Regions from separate parts of the Homo sapiens genome. Here region 2 is linked to region 1. A link is an interaction called in ENCODE POLR2A ChIA-PET data of the cell type or tissue named here. Cell type or tissue: A673. All regions are shown on one strand.

Evidence for each region. Peaks named below come from ENCODE experiments on the same cell type or tissue, not always from the same donor. Only the 100,000 strongest peaks of a DNase experiment are listed, where the experiment ranks them.
Region 2: POLR2A ChIA-PET joins it to region 1 with 15 read pairs; 2 of 35 experiments call an interaction of 5 or more read pairs at or near these places.

What each region holds. Positions count from the first base shown.
Region 1 is chr22:37,598,055-37,600,554 of GRCh38, reverse strand. No RefSeq gene overlaps it. Among named protein-coding and RNA genes, the nearest start is that of GGA1, 9.5 kb to the left of the region's middle. In A673, no CTCF peak of the experiment used is centred here; a DNase peak (open chromatin) is centred at 1,214.
Region 2 is chr22:36,509,897-36,512,396 of GRCh38, reverse strand. EIF3D (eukaryotic translation initiation factor 3 subunit D) reads left to right here. Exons shown (of 15, transcript NM_003753.4): 14 at 611-894; 15 at 1,397-1,542. The coding sequence ends at 1,410. Among named protein-coding and RNA genes, the nearest start is that of FOXRED2, 4.1 kb to the right of the region's middle. RefSeq lists an enhancer at 974-1,053. In A673, a CTCF peak has its summit at 1,244 (motif pointing left); a DNase peak (open chromatin) is centred at 1,226.

The DNA.
Region 1 (2,500 bases):
TGTGACTTCGGGTAAGTCACTTCACCTCTCCAACCTCGGTTGCTGGGAGGTTAGAAATAACATGTACATGGCCGGGCACGGTGGCTCATGCCTGAAATCTCAGCACTTTGGGAGGCTGAGGCGGGCAGATCACCTGAGGTCAGGAGTTCAAGACCAGCCTGGCCAACATGGTGAAACCCTGTCTCTACAAAAATACAAAAATTAGCCGGGCATGATGGCACGTGCCTGTAATCCCAGCTACTCGGCAGGCTGAGGCAGGAGAATCGCTTGAACCCGGGAGGCGGAGGTTGCAGTGAGCTGAGATTGAGCCACTGCACCCCAGGCTGGGAGACAGAGGAGGCTCTGTCTCAAAACAAAAACAAACAAAAAAAGGAAGTTACACGTACATTACCTAGCACGCGGTAGGCATTCTATAAATTCTTTTTTTTTTTTTTTCTGAGATGGAGTCTCACTCTGTCGCCCAGGCTGGAGTGCAGTGGCGTGATCTTGGCTCACTGCAAGCTCCACCTCCCGGGTTCATGCCATTCTCCTGCCTCAGCCTCCCGAGTAGCTGGGACTACAGGCGCCCGCCACCACGCCCGGCTAATTTTTTGTATTTTTAGTAGAGACAGGGTTTCACCGTGTTAGCTAGGATGGTCTCGATCTCCTGACCTAGTGATCCACCCACCTGGGCCTCCCAAAGTGCTGGGATTACAGGCGTGAGCCACCGCGCCTGGCTGGCACTCTATAAGTTCTAAATAAAGAAGCCTCCACCAGCCTGGGCAACATGGCAAGACCCTGTCTCCATAAAAAAATTTTAAAAATTAGCCCGTCATGGTGGTGCATGCCTGTGGTCCCAGCTATTTGAGAGGCTGAGGTAGGAGGATGGCTGGACCCAGGAGGTTGAGGCTACAGTGAGCTGTGATCGTGCCACTGCACTCCAGCCTGGGCAACAGAGCTAGGTACTGTGTCAAAAAAAAAAAAAAAAAAAAGGCTCCAAATGGTGGCTGCTATTGGTATACTGGGAGAGGCCGTCAGTTCCATTCTCTAGGTTTAGGGCTTTGGTCCTACCCTTTTCCTTCTCTTCTCCTAGAGCATATAGCTTCAAAGCACCTGTCTTCACTTCTCCCTGCCTTGGCTTGCCTACAGCCCTGCACACTGGCACTTTGTCTCCCTGCCTCCCTGCAGGACAAGGACTTCAAGGACAGCAGGAAAGACTTGGATCAGCTCCAAGGAAGAACTTCCTTGTCTTTCTGTTAGAGTTGCAGCTGCTGGGGGGAGGGGATCAGAATGCAGTTCTCACAGAGTTAGAGAATTCTAGAGCGGGAAGAAATCTTTGAGATTGGGCCAGGCGCAGTGGCTCACACCTGTCATCTCAGCACTTTGGGAGGACCAGGCAGGCGGATCACTTAAGGCCAGGAATCTGAGACCAGCCTGGCCAACATGGTGAAACCCCGTCTGTACTAAAAATACAAAAAAAGAAAAAAAAATTAGCCAGGCGTGTTGGTTGCGTGCCTGTAATCCTAGCTACTAGGGAGGCAAAGGTGGGAGAATCGCTTGAACCCAGGAGATGGAGGTTGCAGTGAGCCGAGATCGCGCCACTTCACTCCAGCATGAGTGGCAGAGTGAAACTTCATCTCAAAAAAAAAAAAAAAAGAAAAAAGAAAAAGAAATCTTTGAGATCATCTATCTAGTCCAGAGCTTTTTGATATTTTGTGGCAGATTTCCAATTTAAGAAATATGTTTTACATCAGGATGGGATGAATTCAGATTTCGTGGAGCCTGAAATTTGTAAAAAATTGGGGAAACTCTAAGAAAAAAGGATATAAAATGACTGATGCAAAATTATGTATTTATTTATTTATTTTTTTGAGACAGAGTTTCGCTCTTGTTGCCCAGGCTGGAGTGCAATGGCATGATCTCGGCTCACCAAAACCTCCGCCTCCCAGGTTCAAGCGATTCTCCTGCCTCAGCCTCCTGAGTAGGTGGGATGACAGGCATGCGCCACCAGGCCCGGCTAATTTTGTATTTTTAGTAGAGACGGGGTTTCTCCATATTGGTCAGGCTGGTCTCGAATTCCTGATCTCAGGTGATTCACCTACCTCGGCCTCCCAAAGTGCTGGGATTACAGGCGTGAGCCACCACGCCCTGCTTATGTATTTATTTAGAGTGAGAAATAGATAAAAAACTTTAAAATGTTGGCAAATACCATAATTATTAAATCAGAACAATAAGATATTTTTACTTAAGCACCTGACATGCCACTGTAATACATTTTTTTCCTACAATTTTGGGCCACGTGCTTGTTATGTAGCAATGATTTTATTTTATTTTATTTTCTATTTTAATTTTTATTTATTTATTTATTTTTTGAGATGGAGGCTTGCTCTGTCCCCCAGGCTGGAGTGCAGTGGCGCAATCTCAGCTCAGTGCAACCTCTGCCTCCTAGGTTCAAGCGATTCTCCTGCTTCAGCCTCCTGAGTAGCTGGGACTATAGGCACGTGCCACCACTCCTGGCTAA
Region 2 (2,500 bases), 1.1 Mb after region 1:
TGACCCTCCCCTCCCCGTGTACTGGACAATTGACTGGCAGAGATAAATCCAGGGGTGGGGTAGAGATGGAGGGGTCAGTTAGGAGACAAATGCCAAACAGCAGGCATGCTGAATGGAGTCCTGAACTAGGGCAATGGTGTCAATGAAATCCAGAACTGAGAACTCAGAAGACGATGTTTTCCCTTTCCCTTGAAAATAGCAGTGGACTGCCGGGCGCGGTGGCTCATGCCTGTAATCCTAGCACTTTGGGAGGCCCAGGCTGGCAGATCACGAGGTCAGGAGATCAAGACCATCCTGGCTAACACGATGAAACCCTGTCTCAACTAAAAATACAAAAAATTAGCCGGGCGTAGTGGCGGGCGCCTGTAGCCCCAGCTACTCAGGGGGCTGAGGCAGGAGAATGGTGTGAACCCGGGAGGCGGAGCTTGCAGTGAGCCAAGATGGCGCCACTGCACTCCAGCCTGGGCAACAGAGCCAGACTCCGTCTCAAAAAAAAAAAAAAGAAAAAATAGCAGTGGACCAGGTATCACCATTTAATTGACATTTGATCCCAAGTGTTGCTGTCTCTGTGCTGCCCTGCTCTGACCACTGATATCCCTTCCCCTGTTAGTTATGTGTCTCGGTACCACGTGAAAGACTCCTCACGCCACGTCATCCTAGGCACCCAGCAGTTCAAGCCTAATGAGTTTGCCAGCCAGATCAACCTGAGCGTGGAGAATGCCTGGGGCATTTTACGCTGCGTCATTGACATCTGCATGAAGCTGGAGGAGGGCAAATACCTCATCCTCAAGGACCCCAACAAGCAGGTCATCCGTGTCTACAGCCTCCCTGATGGCACCTTCAGCTCTGATGAAGATGAGGAGGAAGAGGAGGAGGAAGAAGAGGAAGAAGAAGGTGTGTAGCAGCCCACTTTCTGAGGTCTAGAGTGATCTGTGGGCTAGCACGGGAGCAAGCTCTGTAGCCATTGTGATCTTTAACCTTGATAAAACTTCGAGAATTCCCTGAGACTTAAGTATGAAGAAGCATTCACTTTGGCTCCAAGAGCTTCTTCTAGAGCCTTTAGATCACATCAAGTGGTTGGGGAGGATAGCGGTGTTTTAGAGAAGCGGCTGGACTGTGGCAGAGGTAGAGGAAGATGAGGGAAGTCCCAGATTGAAGCCGGTGGTCTAGAGGGAAAAGCTCCGCTCCGGGTTAAATAGCCTGAAAGTTGTCTCTCCTGCTCCACCAGCTGGTGACTGAAGGAAATACCTGCCCAGCCCTGTGAGCATCTGAAAGGCTTAACTTCGGAATGGAAGTGTTGAAAACTCACGCACAGTCCAGCAGAGGTTCAGAAAGGAAAGTGAACATCATATCACACAACCTGGCTCATTTCTCTTACATTTTTTGTGTCTTTCAGAGGAAGAAACTTAAACCAGTGATGTGGAGCTGGAGTTTGTCCTTCCACCGAGACTACGAGGGCCTTTGATGCTTAGTGGAATGTGTGTCTAACTTGCTCTCTGACATTTAGCAGATGAAATAAAATATATATCTGTTTAGTCTTTCCCTCATCGTCTGCCTGCATTAACGATTTACAGTCGTTTCTTCAAAGATTCCTGACAGAGTGGGGATGAGATTCAGCAATTTCTATGTGGAATTCAGAATCTGGGTGTCCTCATTTGTTATAAGAAGTCCATTTCCACAAGCATGAGTGCCTGCTGGCTGTGTGAAGGGCCACCTGTTGCTTTTGGAGAGTTCACTGTGAGGAGCTGGAGTGCAGAGCACTAGTACAGCGTGAAGCAGGGTGTGGGTGAGGTGGGGCTGCTGCGCCTGAGGGAGGCTGCCACAGAGAGCTTGATGGATGTCCCACTGGGTGATTGTGTAATGGTTTATGAATTGTTTTTAAGCTTGGCTTGGGCTGGTGACACTCAGGCCTGTCCCTACAAAGCATTGTGTCATAAGAGCTCTGCATGTTGAGGATATGTAAACTTTTTTTTTTTTTTTTTTTTTTTTTGAGACGGAATCTCACTTTGTTGCCCAGGCTGGAGTGCAGTAGCATGATCTCGGCTCACTGCAACCTCCACCTCCCAGGTTCAAGCGATCCTCCTGCCTCAGCCCCCCAGTAGCTGGGATTACAGGCATGCACCACCATGCCTGGCTAATTTTTGTATTTTTAGTAGAGACGGGGTTTCGCCATATGGGTCAGGATGGTCTCGAACTCCTGACCTCAGGTGATCTACCCGCCTTGGCCTCCCAAAGTGCTGAGATTACAGGCGTGAGCCACCGCACCCAGCCGAGGCTATGTAAACTATGTAAGTGGACACTGTTCTGTTCTGGACACTTGATGGAGTAATTACCCTGCCAGGTATTAATGCTGAGCTTTCTGTAGTATCTAAGCCTCATACAGAACTGTGATGCTGGCAGGAGTAGTACCATTGTAGAGGTGAGGAAACAGGCATGGTGGCTCAAACCTCTAATCCCAACACTTTGAGAGGCTGAGGCAGAAGGATCACTTTAGCCTAGA